Regions from separate parts of the Homo sapiens genome. Here region 1 is linked to region 2. A link is an interaction called in ENCODE POLR2A ChIA-PET data of the cell type or tissue named here. Cell type or tissue: GM12878. All regions are shown on one strand. Each heading gives the region's core, and the rest is flanking DNA. Links, peaks and the distances in the headings are about the cores only.

The links. Peaks named below come from ENCODE experiments on the same cell type or tissue, not always from the same donor. Only the 100,000 strongest peaks of a DNase experiment are listed, where the experiment ranks them.
Region 1: POLR2A ChIA-PET joins it to region 2 with 5 read pairs; 4 of 35 experiments call an interaction of 5 or more read pairs at or near these places.

Annotation. Positions count from the first base shown.
Region 1 is chr3:5,038,922-5,046,661 of GRCh38, forward strand. No RefSeq gene overlaps it. Among named protein-coding and RNA genes, the nearest start is that of BHLHE40-AS1, 63 kb to the left of the region's middle. In GM12878, for the core only: no CTCF peak of the experiment used is centred there; no DNase peak of the experiment used is centred there.
Region 2 is chr3:4,771,673-4,779,096 of GRCh38, forward strand. ITPR1 (inositol 1,4,5-trisphosphate receptor type 1) reads left to right here. Exons shown (of 62, transcript NM_001378452.1): 47 at 3,570-3,770; 48 at 5,592-5,702. Among named protein-coding and RNA genes, the nearest start is that of EGOT, 24 kb to the left of the region's middle. RefSeq lists an enhancer at 4,972-5,041. In GM12878, for the core only: no CTCF peak of the experiment used is centred there; DNase peaks (open chromatin) are centred at 4,939 and 5,439; H3K27ac peaks cover 4,409 bases.

The sequences.
Region 1 (7,740 bases), core at 1,735-6,734, 270 kb after region 2:
GTGAGGCTGAGGCAGGAAGGTTGCTTGAGCCTAGGAGTTTGAGGTTACAGTGAGATATGATCATACCACACTGCACTCCGGCCTGGATGACAGAGTAAGACCCTGTTTCTAAACAAAAAAACAAACAAACAGGCTGGGTGTGGTGGCTCATGCCTGTAATCCCAGCACTTTGGGAGGCCAAGGCGGGCAGATCACTTGACGTCAGGCGTTTGAGACCAGCCTAGCTGACATGGTGAAACCCTGTCTCTACCAAAAAATATAAAAATTAGCTGGGCGTGGTGGCACGTGCCTGTAATCCCAGCTACTCGGGAGGCTGTGGCAGGAGGGTTGCTTGAACCTAGGAGGCAGAGGCTACAGTGAGCCAGGATGGCGCCACTGCACTCTAGCCTGGGTGACATAGCAAGACTCTGTCTCAAAACCAACCGACCAACCAACCAACCAACAGACAAACAAGGAATAGGGTTCCTCAGTTTGGGGGCTGGTGAAAAAGAACACTGAACAGGAAGACAAGAGACTTGAATTTGAATCCCCAAATATGCTTGTGCTACTGATCAGCTGCAAGCCAGAAGCGTCTTTTCAAAAGGCAGATCCAACTGTGTCACTCCTCTGCTTGGATCATTTCAGTATCCCCCGAGAACGTTCACATCTCTCACCAAGGCCAGCAAGCTCCTATGTGTCTGCCTCGCTCTGTAGCTGCTCTTTGTACCTCTCTTCACCTTGTGGCTCTGCCAGTTTCTTACAGGTTTCAGGCTTCTTTGCAAAAGCTGTCCCCTCTTCTGGAGCACCTGTTCCCTTCTCCCTTTTTGAGCCAGTACCTACTCTTTCCTGCTGGTTGCAGCTTCACCTCTTTGGTGAAGCTTTCCCTGATTGCCAGTAGGTCAGACCTTTTTGGAACACACCCTCAATGCACTCTAACTTCTTCAAAGCACTTCTCCCCGTGAAAATGAATAATCACATTTAGGTTGGCCATTAGACTGTAAGCTCTGTGAAGGGCCAGGTACCATATTTGCCTGGTTCATCTGTATCCACAAACCTAGCAGAATTCTTAGTACATAGTGAGAGCCCATTAAGGATTTATTTATTTTATTATTATTATTTTCAATACTGCTCCTTCTGTACATTAAGTATGTATTGATAGACTCAGTGAGAGTCTGAGAACCCATTGTGGGCCTCCATTTTCCCATTCGTAAATGTCAGGATTGTGTAGGTGTCAAATTCTATGATTCTAAGAGTCTTCAATGTGAAGCACCTGGGTAAAGAGGGAGCTAGTGTCAGTGGGTGGAATTTGGTTAAATCCCAGAGGGTGCTGCATTTTATTTGAAGCTTATGAAAGAAAAGGCTAGCTGGGGCCATCTGGTCTGGTAACAGGTGGACTCAAAAACGAAGAGGAGAAGTTCACTTAAAAAGCAGCCCTGTCTGCAAAAAAAAACTCACACTCCTTCCCTGAAGAAGGCTGTCACTGGTTTCTCTCTCTGGCTCTGACATATGCTTCAATCCCTCGCTCCTAAACGTGGTTGATATTCAGAGCTTGCTCCATGTGAGGAGAGCTGCTATGAGAACTGCAAACAGTTTCTCTGAGAGCAATTAGCAGAGGAAGAATTCGGCATTGCCTTCAGGGCCAGAGTCTTTGTACTGTGTGTCAATGGTTCCAATCTGGACACCACTGGCTCAGAGCAAGACAGTGGCCCTGGTTGTGCTGCAGACAGACAGGGTCTTCTGAGGGTTTGTCTGTAATAAAGAACCTACTAGCTCAACAATAGGTGGGCATTTGTCTTGCCTGCAGGGTAGACTCTGGAGACTGGGTTCAAATCCTGCCTCTGACCCTTACTACTTACACAATCTTGAACAAATAACTGAACCTCTTTGGGCCTCAGTTTCCCCATCTGTCAAATGAGGATAGTAATAGTACTTACTTCTTTTTTGGTATTTTTTTTTTTTTGAGACAGAGTCTTGTTCTGTTGCCCAGACTGTGCAGTGGCCCAGACTCGGCTCACCTCCGCCTACCAGGTTCAAGGATTCTCCTGCCTCAGCCTCCCAAGTAGCTGGGATTACAGGCACCCACCACAACGCCTGGCTAATTTTTGTATTTTTAGTAGAGGTGGGGCTTCGCCATGTTGGCCAAGCTGGTCTCGAACTCCTGACCTCAAGTGATCCACTCACCTCGCCTTCCCAAATTGCTAGGATTAGACGTGAGCCACCGTGCCCGGCCTGGGATAGTAATAGTACCTACTTAGTATTGTACTGAGAAGTAAATGAGCTGCTTTGTGTAAAGTTCTTAAAATGGTTCCAGGTCCATACTAAGCATCATATAAATATTTCTAGTTGTATGTTATGAAAAATCTTCTCAACGCCTAATCTGGTATCAGACAACTGGACTAGTACTTCTCAAATGGTGGTATTAATATTAATAATTCAGTTTCCTTTAATTCAGCAATTATTGAGCTATATGGCAGGCACAGTGCTCGGCACTGGGGATTCCAACATGAATAAGAAATGCCTCGAACTTTAGAAAGCAACAGATGTGAACAAATATAGATAGTATAATGTACTGGGTAGAGTAGTGGGGTGACCTCTCTCTATACTGCTGGTGCCCCAAGTGGTTAGCCCAGGTGATGAAGCTCCTAGCCAGGGGTTAGGGAATGGTTGTTTTTTATTTATGCTATCTATTTCACTGAAGATTTCTCCCCTCATATCTTGTATCATTTTTTTTATTTTCTTAAATTGGACTTGACTTTTCTCTGGTGCCTCCTTGATTAGCTAAATAATCGACCTTCTGAATTCTTTTTTTGGCGATTCATGGATTTCTTCTTAATTTGGATCCATTGCTGAGGAGCTTGTGTGATTTTTTGGGGAGTGTTTAAGAACCTTGTTTTGTCTTTCTGATTTGAAAGAATTGTCTGGTTTGAAAGAATTGTCTTTCTGGTTCCTTTTCATTTGGGTAGGCTGTGTCAGAGGAAGATCTGGGGCTCAGGCTGCCCCAGATGTTCAGATTCTTTTTTTTTTTTTTTTTTTTGAGACCGAGTCTTGCTCTGTTGCCCAGATTGGAGTGCAGTGGCACGATTTCGGCTCACTGCAACCTTTGCCTCCCAGGTTCAAGCAATCCTCCTGCCTCAGGCCCCCTAGTAGCTAGGATTACAGGATTACAGACACGCCCCACCATGCCCAGCTAATTTTTGTATTCTTAGTAGAGACAGGGTTTTGCCATGTTGGCCAAGGCTGGTCTCGAACTCCTGACCTCAGGTGATCTACCTGCCTCGGCCTCCCAAAGTGCTGGGATTACAGGCATGAGCCACTGTACATGGCCTGTTCAGAATCTTTTGTCCCACAAGGTGTTCCCTTGACGTAATACTCTCCCCTTTTCCTAGGCCTATCCTGGACTGTGGGCATCACAGTTGTGGGAAAATTAGAACTGACCTAAACGTCCAAAGTGAGCACTTGGTTGAGTGACTTGGTGTTCACTGTAGTGCTTAACAACAAAGTGGTAGGTTTATTTCATGGAACAATCCTCAGGATACATTTTTGAACAAAAAAAGCAGATACGAAAGAGTACAATCCTATTTTTTGCATTAAAATAATAAAAGTGGGATTACCCTTATTCGGTCCCAGCACCACTATTTACTAGCTGTGTGATCTTGTACAAGTTCCTTCACTTTGACTTATCTCAGCTTCTCAAGCCATAACATTAGGATGATGAAGAGTCACTGCTTCATAGAACTATCGTGAGGTCAAATTAAATCATCCACATGAAGCATTGAACCTAATTCTTGGCATGAATGAGGCGCACAGTAAGTGATAGCTTTTATCATGACATGTACAGGGAAAAGTGTCTGGGTCAGTGCACCTCAGCATAGTCATAACAGCTCTCTAAGTAACTGGACTAGAAATTATTTTAGTTTTCTTTTTGCATGGCTGTATTTTCTAAATTGCCACAGTGAGCATAAATGACTTGTGTAAAAAGAAGAAAGAAAATGAGTCTTGATTGTTGTCCTGCTCCTAGCTGTGCTTGGCATATAAATATTTTTGCAGAGTAAATGTTTTTAGAGTACATGCAAAGTAAATATTTTTAAAGTAATTGATTGGATATTCATATGGCCAGGTCATACAATTTAAGAGGCTTCATTCACATCAAAATACAGTTCTTGGCTGGGTGCGGTGGCTCACGCCTGTAATCCCAGCACTTTGGGAGGCCAAGGCAGGCAGATCACCTAAGGGAAGTAGTTTGAGACCAGCCCAGCCAACATAGTGAAACCTCATCTCTACTTGGAAAAAAAAAAAAAAAAAACTGCCGGGCCTGGTGGCGGCACCTGTAATCCAGCTACTCAGGAGGCTGAGGCAGGAGAATCACTTGAACCCAGGAGGTGGAGATTGCAGTGAGCCGAGATTGCACCACTGTGCTCCAGCCTGTACAACAGAGCAAGACTCCATCTCAACAAACAAATAAACAAAAAAAACAAAACAAAACCAGTTCTTTAGTTTGCTAAGGATTACCACACTTAAAGTTTAAAAAAAGTTTTAAAAATAAATGATTTCCTATATTCTTTCAGTATTGTTTCATGAATCACTTATAAAAAACTGGAATCTTCAAGTTTAGAAGCTGTTTTCTATTAAAGATTACATTTTTACTTTAATTGATATCAGTTGCATTAGTGGGGACTCTGACATACAAATTGGAGGCATTCAAATGAAACCAGTTTAAGCAATAAGAACAGAAAGATTTATTTGGGTTCTTATAAATAAGAATCCCTAGATATTTGGTCTTTTGAGGGGAACAGATGATTTAATCATGCTTCTCTAATTCTATACAATAAATGAGATGGCTGCTGGTGGCCCCTATGTTACAATCTGAGGAAAAAAAGAAATATTTTTAATAGCTGTAGTAAAAATCCCAGGGAAGTCTCTGATTGGTCAATGGGTCATGTGGCCACCTTTGGGTGAAGGTTGGGGGTAACGAACTGAATATATTAATATGAAATAGGATGAGGGATGGAGCTCAAAGAAAATATTGCTGATCAGACCACAAAACAAATGGTCACTATGCATGAACAACCAGGCACCCCGTTTCCAGGAGAAGGTTCTTCATAAGGGTCTTTGACTTCACTGGAAAAGCAAAGCTACGTAAAATGCAAGAAATTATGATTTTATTGACAGAATTGAACATCATGCAGATTCCAGTCTTTCTGGATTACGGGGAGGAAAAAGGTAGAAGATAAGTATTGAAATAATGCCTCGTGATTAGCCATTGAATATATGTGTCATACAGCAAATCTAAGTTTTAGTTTTTGATCTGCCATTTATAGACATCTCCAGGCCCCAGTTAACTCTTTGGTAAAATTAGAGAGCTGGCTTTGATGATCCATAACATCTGTTTGCTTGAAGATGCTACGATTCCAGACATCAGTACACAAAGACAAATTCTGTCTGAATTTCAAAGTAACTCTCATTTTCGCAGGCCTATAATGTTCTAAATGATACCAACCTTCAAGGAGTAATTTCACAGAATGAATTCTTAGGAAGTAAAGAACATTATGTAACTCAGAAATAGTAGCTATAATTATTGATTATGCACTGTGCTGAATAATCACCCCTTACCTTTGCATAGTTTATTTCATTTGGCCTTCACAACAATTCTGAGAGGTAGTATAATAGGTAAAATAATGATCCCCTGGAATGATGTCCATATCTTATTCCCTAGCACTTGTGGATATGTTAGGTTATATGGCAAAGAGGAATTAAGCTTACAGATGGAATGAGTGTTGTTAATCATCTGGCCTTGAGAAGGGGAGATTATCCTGGATGGTCCCAAGGTAATCACAAGGGTTCTTGTAAGTGAAAGAGGGAGGGAGGAGAGTCAGAGGCAGAGAAGGAGATGTGATGACAGAAGCAGAGGTTGGAGCAATGCAATCGTTGCTGAATTTCAAGATGAGAGGGGCCCATGGGCCAAGGAATACAGGTGGCCTCTGGTAGCAAGAACATGGATTCTCCTCCAGAAGGAACACGGACCTGCAGACATATTGATTTTGGACCAGTGAGACTAATTTCATCTGACCTCCAGAACTGTAAAATAATAAATTTGCCTTGTTTTAAGCCATTAAGTTCGTGGTAATTTGTTGTAGTGGCAATAGGAAATGAATAGAGGTAGATATTAAAAACTCAAGTTACTGGCCAGGTGCGGTGGCTCACGCCTGTAATCCCAGCACTTTGGGAAGCCGAGGTGGGCAGATCACCTGAGGTTGGAAGTTTGAGACCAGCCTGACCAACATGGAGAAACCCCCTCGCTATTAAAAATACAAAATTAGCCGGGCATGGTGGCGCATGCCTGTAATCCCAGCTACCTGGGAGGCTGAGGCAGGAGAATCACTTGAACCTGGGAGGCAGAGGTTGTGGTGAGCCGAGATTGCACCACTGCACTCCAGCCTGGGTGACAGAGTGAGTGACTTTGTCTCAAAAAAAAAAAAAAAAAAAAAGAATTTGAGCTTGAGTGTGCTTGAATTTAAAGGCCATGCTCTTAACCACAGCACTGTAATTTTTTTCCTACAACATCCAGAGTGTGAGTGCTGCATTTTTTGAGTGCCGACTATATGATACAATGTTGGGCCCTGCAGGTCACAAAGAAGTACACAAACATAATCCCCAGCCTCAGGGAATTTATGATCCCATAGTGGGTTAACAATGAAACAGTATTACTTCCCTTTTATTGGAACTACTGAGGCCCAGGCCCTTCACATATATAATCTTAGGACTATTACCCTTATCATGAAAAGGAAGACTCTGTTATGGGCTGAATTATGTCCCTCCAATCTCAAATTCATATGTCGAAGTCCTAATTCCCAGTACTCCAGAATGTGTCTGTATTTGGAGATACAACCTTTAAAGAATTAATTAAGGTAAGATGAGGTTTTATGTGTGGGTCTAATCCAAGATGACTAGTGTCTTTATAAAAAGAGGAGATTAGGATACAGACACACACAGAGGGAAGCCCTAGCTGAGGACAGAGGCCTCAGAGGAAACCCACCCTGCTGATACTTTGATCTTAGATTTCTAGCCTCCAGGCTCCAAGAAAATACATGTTTGTTGTTTAAACCACCTAGTCTGTGGTATTTAGTTATGGCAGCCCTAGGAAATGAATATACTATCCATAAGTAAATGGACTTACTGTTAGCCAAGTTACACGATCAGAACTAGAAGAGTTGTTTACTCTGGGTTTCAGTGGCTAATTCTAAAGCAGGGCTAAGGAATTCAGGAGTGACTTCTCTACTCTAGTCGATTCATTTCCAGCCATTTCAGTGTGTGCAAGGCCTTGGGTCTCAGCACTCTAGGAGTCCAATGTGACCTCTCTCTGTTGCTTGAATCTTTCCTTTTCTTCTCTTCATATCCCATGCTCCCCTCAGTCTATTCAATTTCTTTTTTTTTTGAGATGGAGTCTTGCTCTGTTGCCCAGGCTGGAGTGCAGTGGTGCGATCTCGGCTCACTGCAACCTCCGATTCCAGGGTTCAAGGGATTCTCGTGTCTTAGCCTCCCAAATAGCTGGGATTACAGGCGCACACCACTGAGTCTGGCTAATTTTTGTATTTTTAGTAGAGATGGGGTTTCGCCATGTTGGCCACGCTAGTCTCGAACTCAGGTGATCCGCCTGCCTCGGCCTCCCAAAGTGCTGGGATTATAGCCGTGAGCTACTGCACCTAGCCAGTCTATTCAATTTCGTTACCCCCCTCCTTTCATATAGGGTCTAGCCTTTTCTTT
Region 2 (7,424 bases), core at 2,368-7,367:
CAGTGCATTGCTCTGTTGGAAACAGTGCTGTGGGGTGTTGGGGTGTATAGTATATTTTAACATATTTTAACTTAAAAAAAAAAGACCTAGCAACATAATGTTTGAAGGTATCATAAAGATTATCCAGTTCAGTGCTTTAAAACTTTTTGGCTTGGGGGAGCGCACGGGATCCTTTGTTGAAATATACTAAGTACAGCAGAGGAGAGCAAAGCTGCTCTGTTCGGAGTGGAAACTAGAGTGCTCCCTCACCTACGAGACCCCTGGGATGGTAGGGAGGAATTGTAGGGAGCCCCCAGGGTTCTGCAGGGCCCAGTTAGAAGCCCGTGATCTGGACCAGTGGTTCACAAGGATGGAGGTTGGAATCATCCTTAAAAACTCCTGCAAAATCAGATTCTCTCAGGTGGTGACTTGCCTCCAATAAAATTATGGTGTGTAGAAATCCACTTCTCCAAAGAATAGTTTTAAGCAGGACTCAGCCACTCTGAGTGCCATTCTGTGGCAATATCCCAGAACAGGGGGTGGGTCACTGGGTCAGGGATTCCTCTTGGATCGGAGGGAAGGAGAAGGCATTCTCATAAGGAGAGAGTGTTCAGCTTCCTGGTGTAAAGCAGCTCAGAGTCAGCACAGAGGGAGAAGGAATCTGGCCTTTTGCAGCAGCACCCTTTGGGCTCGTGCCCGGAGTTGCTTGTCATATTTATAACCTTAACTTTCCTGTTGGTAAATGTTCAGAAGAGATAAAGTCACCAAGTCTCACTTTGCCAAACAGGCAGTTGCTGCCTTAAGCAAGCCTTGTTTACAGTGGTCAGAAATGTGATGGGAAAAACCTCTCTTCAGCCAGTTGGCATGTGTTTGGGGACCCTCCCCTGAGAAGCTGGCTTTGCTTTTCCCCTGGGGTAATGAATGCAGGTCCTGATCTCTTTCCACCAAAGTCTGTCTAAGCACAGACTTGAAGTCTTCCATTTCCTTAACCCACCCATCTCAACTTGGTCCCAGGCTCTTCAAGGAAGACTGCAAAAAGGGCAGGATTTCTCTAGCTTGGACAAGGCAGGGTGGTACATGCTGAAGGGGAGTTCTCTTCTCTAAGAAGGAGTTCCCTGTGCCTCGTAGTGAGTGGTGTGCCTCTGTTTATGGAGAGGGCCAGAGGAAATGGATCTGAGTCTGGGACAGATTCTGTCCAGACACTCTGAAAGCCATGAGAGATGGGAGAGGCTTTCAGGAATGGGCAGCCATTGTCTTCATGGGGAGTTTGAAACACGTGGGCCCAGCTAGCCTTGAGGACTTCCCAGTCCTCTTCCCTCCATTCATTTCATTTAGTTCAGATTATTTCATCCAGTGTTTACAATGCAGCTGGTAGGTGCCAGTCCCTGTGCCAGCTGCTGGGCACCCAGCGCTGTCAACGTGGTCCTTGGTGAGTTGATCGGTCCCTCTGTACGCACATCACAGGAGTGAGGAAGGCTGGAAGAGGCGACTTGCGATGCTCCCATCTCACTGGAGTAGGGCTCAGGGGTCGGAGGAGCTTCCTAGAAGTGACTTTAGACCACATCCTGAAGGAAGAGGAGTCATTCAGGGTGGAGGCCTCGAGAGCAACAGGCAGAGGGCATTGCCTGGTGGGAGCCTGGAGGCCAGGCAGAGAATGAGGAGTGCTTGAAGTGTGTTGTAAACACTGGTTGAAATAATCTCAATTAAATGAAATGAATTCATTGGGAGTGGTAACAGAAGTTTGAGAGACAGGTGTTATAAGAGTTGCCTCTCAGATGTTATAAGAGTTGCCTCTCTTTCATCCATAGAGACTTGGTTGTTGGTTTAGACTGTATCTTCAAGTCCTTTTTCTATATATTCGAATGGGAACATTTGTTACATATTAATCTATATGCCTTTTTAAATTCACTGGGAGCAGTAACAGAAGTTTGACAGACAGATGGGCCAGGAGAGCCTTGCTGTGAATTTCAGCCATGGACAGCCAGGACCTCTCCAGAGTTGTCCCAAACACTCCTCCAGCGCCCCTGCACAGAGCAGGGCTGAGCCAACCCCTCAAACAGGTAGTATCTTCCCTGAGGAGCTGGAGCAAGGCAGAAATGGCTGTGAAATCCTCCTCTGGTTTCCCTTAGAGAAACAATCGAGCCCACACAGTCCCAAATCATCTGTTCTCCCTCCACCTCCCACCTGGACCTGAACTTGTTATGGAGCAAAAGGGATTTGGGTTAAGTTGTAGTGGGGAGAAAGGAGGTGGTTAGTTTGGTGATGAGTCAAGCACTGAACTTGGTTACCAGCTCTTAACCTGTGCATTTACAAATGTTTTAATTATACAAGGAATGTGTGGATATGTTCTTTTTATAAAGACCAAATGAAAATAAGTATTTAGTTACAAGAGTTGCCTCTCTTTCATCCATAGAGAATTGGTTGTTGATTTACACTGTATCCTCAAGTCCTTTTTCTATATATTGGAACGGGAACATTTGTTACATATTAATCTATATGCCTTTTTGAAAAAACTTGACAGTGTGTCATAGAGATCTTTCCATATTGGCACATAGGGATCTACTCGGTGTTTCTAATTTATAATATTAAATGATGTAGATATACTGTAATTTATTTACTCCTCAATTGGTGCGCAATTAGGTTGTTTCCAGTTCTTCACTGTCACAAGCAGTACTATAGTGGACATCCAATACATACTTTGTGAGTAGAAGTGAATACTTCATAGAAGTGGAAATTACTGGGTCAAAGATCATGTCCATTTAATCTTTTCCTATTGCCCATTTTTTTTACAGTAAGCATGTCGCTTTGGTAACTGAGGAAAAGAACATACATAATTAATTTTTGCTTCTTTTTAAGAACAGATGACTGGAGCCTCTGACAAAAATCTCCTCATTAAAATACTCTATTTCTCAAGTTGGGTGAATGTGGCTTTTTAAATTTTGTTGAGGAAGTGTCTTGCTCCTATCTGTGCCTCTTGTTTACATTTAGAACTCACCTGGAGAACACCTGCTCAGGCACATGCACACAAGCACACACACATTTACTCACTGTCACTCCTTCCTTTAATCGTGGAAATGGCCAAACAAGTAATCCAGGCTCCTGCCACATGGCACTGGGAGTAAGCCAGCTGATCACACCCCCATTTTATGGTGAACTGTCCCTAGTGCTGGGCTCCGGGCATTCAGCACTCAGATCAAACCATCATCTTTAAACAAAACCACCGCCCTTGGAAATGTCAGATGCCTCTGAACTCAACACCTGATGGAAGCTGGGGTGGGCAGGAGAGAGGAAGGGTTAAGAAGTGAATGGAGAAATGAGGACTCAAAAAGATTATAGGAGTCAACTGCACTGCATTCCATATACTTACACCTTGGAGAGCAGGTTGCATTGTTGAGGGCCATTGCCATACACCAAGTCCATGGGTTTATCATCATGGTGGTGGGGGGCATACTGACTCTTCCATGCTCTCCCACGTGGCATCTCTCTGTATAATTACCAACCTATTAGAGGCTATCAGAATGGCAGGATGAATAACGTTTCCCTCTTCCCTCTGCCTTTGCTCACCGAACCTGGGGACTACCCAATTGCAGAACTTCCTCCGTTGCCAAAATAACAAGACCAACTACAATTTGGTATGTGAGACCCTGCAGTTTCTGGACTGTATTTGTGGAAGCACAACTGGAGGCCTTGGTCTTCTGGGCTTGTATATAAATGAAAAGAATGTAGCGCTTATCAACCAAACCCTGGAAAGTCTGACCGAATACTGTCAAGGACCTTGCCATGAGAACCAGGTAATTAAATTTCTGTTTTGGGATGGGGAAAAAAAGTGTCCCATTTTGGAAATGTTGATAGAGACTAGTTCAGAAATCACGAAGCCTGTGCCTGTTGGCCTAGGGAGTCAGTAGGACAGGAGGCTGTCTTCCAGCAGTTGAGAAATAGCCATGGTGTTTCATGATACTTCAGAACCTTCCTAATGAAGGACATTGGAGGGACAGTCCATGGTCTCTTTCCTTGGCTAGGTTTGGCTTCATTTGATTTGGTTTGAATGTCCAACTATTTAACTTGATTTCTAGGAGTAGGCAATAAGGCAGGAGTGAAATGAGAACCAAAAGACAGTGACCTATTTTAAATACTAGGGGATTTCAAAGAGTGACTACTGGAAGGGGGTTTAAGCCTAGCTAGAGAGAAGAAAATTACTACACGTGAGACAGCTTGAAAGTAATATAAGGACATTTTTATAGTTGAGATTTAAACATCATGGACATTCAGGGGAAAGAAAGATGAGATAGTCTTGACTTTGGTCTCTCAAAGAAGAATATTTTGGGAGTACAACCCAATAACTTCTTGTCTTGAGTAGAGTCATTGCTTATACATGGCATCTTAAGGATTTTGTGAGTTTTTGCATTGTGCTAGGTTGAGTATGATGTTTTGTTTGTTTGTTTTTGGAGACGGAGTCTCACTCTGTTGCCCAGGCTGGAGTGCAGTGGTGCAATCTCGGCTCACTGCCTCCTGGATTCAAGCGATTCTTCTGCCTCAGCCTCCCTAGTAGCTGGGACTACAGGTGCATGCCATCATGCCTGGCTAATTTTTGTATTTTTTTAGTAGAGATGGGGTTTCACCATATTGGCCAGGCTGGTCTTGAACTTCTGACCTCGTGATCCACCCACCTCGGCTTGCCAAAGTGCTGGGATTACAGGCTTGAGCCACCGCGCCCAGCCAAGTATGTTTTTTAATACCAAATTATAGCTTCATCCTAACTGGAGAGAGACGACCAAGGCTTCAAATGGTCAGTGCTAAACCCAGCAGCCAGGGAAGGTTACTTGTGTGACTTGGGGAGCCAGGCCCTTCATTCAGAGGAGAACGGTTTATGAGAGACAACTCATTGTCTATTAAAAACCTGGTCTCAGTTGTCTGTGAATGTGAGAATAGCATTTTGTGAGATGCACTTTCTTCTCCCGGTTCCCTCATGAAGCAGATGGTGTAGTCCTAGTTAAAATGAAAAGGAACAAAAAAAATACAACAGGCTTGGGGAAAGGCTTTATTTGACATCTAAGTGAATTTCCTTATTACCTCAAGTTTGCTTCTCTGCCAAATAGGGGCCTGTTGAAAGGAACAGATCAGAGTGGATTGTGCTGCAAACGGAGATGTTACCTGGGGGCAGATGATTAATTTTGATATTGTGTGCCTTAAACAGGAAACTTGCTTTCCAAGCTTAAGCCTTAAGCTAAAGTACAAAATACAAAAAGAGTGCTTTAGAGAGAATGGAACACACCTTGAAAGGGGAAAAAGGGTTCAGAACCCAGAATCAGTCATACACCATATTTTCCCTTAAGAACAAAAGCCAACTGTGCTGCATGATTTGGATTAGACACAACCAATTTATCAGTTACAGTGCATGGGGACTTTCCTACTGTTTACTGTTAATTCTGAAACTAGAGATTTTCATCTGTCTTTTATTCTTACCACTTTCTCACGGAAAATTTGCAGCTCTCCCCTAGAGACATTACTGGGAGTGGTAAGCATTGTGTTGAAATAGCAGTTCAGCCTGTTGGCCTTTGACGTCTGATTTATGACCAGCGTTTGTGTGAATGTCTGTGTGTGTCTTTGCTCAGAACTGCATAGCCACCCATGAATCCAATGGCATTGACATCATCACAGCCCTGATCCTCAATGATATCAATCCTTTGGGAAAGAAGAGGATGGACCTTGTGTTAGAACTGAAGGCAAGTAGGAATTAAAAGCAGAAGACAGTCATTTGGAAACAGTCACTTTTGTGTTTTGCCTTGGCACATGCACATGGGCAATTAGTCATGAGAGTAAATATTAAAGATAGTTCTTTAAATGAATGACCCAGGTTGCTAGTGCTGACTACGATGCAGAACTCCAACCTTTCTCTTCCACGTAAGGTATCTCATGAGGGGATAGGAGCTTCTGAACTGTTAGGTCACACAGAATGAAGATTCCTTGCTCCAAGCTAAGAAGTGAATCCCAACAGCATCGAGTACTAAATACCTTGGTTCTGAAAGTCACAAAGAGAGAAACAGTGGAAACGCCATTCCCTCTCTGGTTTCTGATTTTTCCCCATTTGAGGGAAAAGGGCCGGTTGAAGAATAGTACAACTAAGCCTATCTAGGACCAAAAAAAAAAAACCCAAAAAAACAAACATGTATTTTTACTTAATCAAGGAAATACCTTTTTCTCTTTTGTCACTGATTTAGCAGAAGGGTGGTTAATAATGTTGGTTTAAAATAAGGAAAATTACACAAACCAAAAATGTGCCTGCGGGCCTCTGCTGAGTTTCTCTGTATTGTGTACAAATGCGGGACTGCAGGTGACTGATGTGGAAGCCCCACTGACATTTGGACTCTCTATTACTCAAACAGCTTAACGGAATGAAAATCGTGACTTCTAGGTGCTAAACCTGCAGCATTTCCAAGCTGGCCTTTTTTGGATATTTGAGAAATTGATATACCATTCCTGATGTTGACTTCTAAAGTATACCCAGAAAACCCTCCCTTCTATGTAGGGGTTCCATAGGTTCTCTGAGAATCCCATGATTCAGTTTTAACAATTGAGCTTGCAGGCATCAGGTTTCTAAAGTATATTTCAAAACATGTTAGCCTTTCTGGACACATTTCCTTTTTAACTGTTCCCATGTCAGGGCATGTTGAGATTTGTCCTCTATCTGCCCATCCGCAGCAGCGAGCACTTCATCATTATCATGAAAGAGCCTAGAACTACAGGGTTTTGGCTGAAAGGTTGAGCTGTATTTATTGCATGAAGGATGTCATAGGAAAGGTCATTAGGAAAGATGGGAACACAGAAACCTGTGGGAATGGCAGTTATTTTTTCTTTACTATTTAGAACTGAGAGTCCACACTAACAGTCGATTTGGGTGTGTGGTTTAAATGGACTTTTTTTCTGCTATTTTTAATTCCTTTTGACAAATTGTGTTTTAGAGTGAATTTTAACAGATTCAACCTTGTGTACCTGGCCACCATTTATCAGAAAGTCCGAAATAAACAGAAGTTCATGTGCTCCTGGTCAGCATTTGAGTGACTTTTTCAACTAATCCAGTGATCTATGGATGATGATAGAAATTTGTGCCCTGCGATAGCATGATACCCTGACTCAACTGCTGTGACCTAAACTAGGGGAAGAAATAAGACCACTCTCACTGTCCAAAAAAAGAAAAAAAACCCAACAGCTTTCAAGTCCTGTACATAAAGAAGCATACAAAGTATCATAGACCCAGGGCCTAAAATGAAGTCAAGCCAGGAAGTACAGGATGTGGGGTGTGAACATGGGTGTTTTTAATGTAATGGGAAATTAGGGCTTGGCCTGCATACATTGTTCCTTTGGGTCACATTTGTTAACTAGTGTCAGATGTACTCATTATATTAGGGGTTATGAGAGCTAATAGAAATATTTTAAGACAGGGAAGA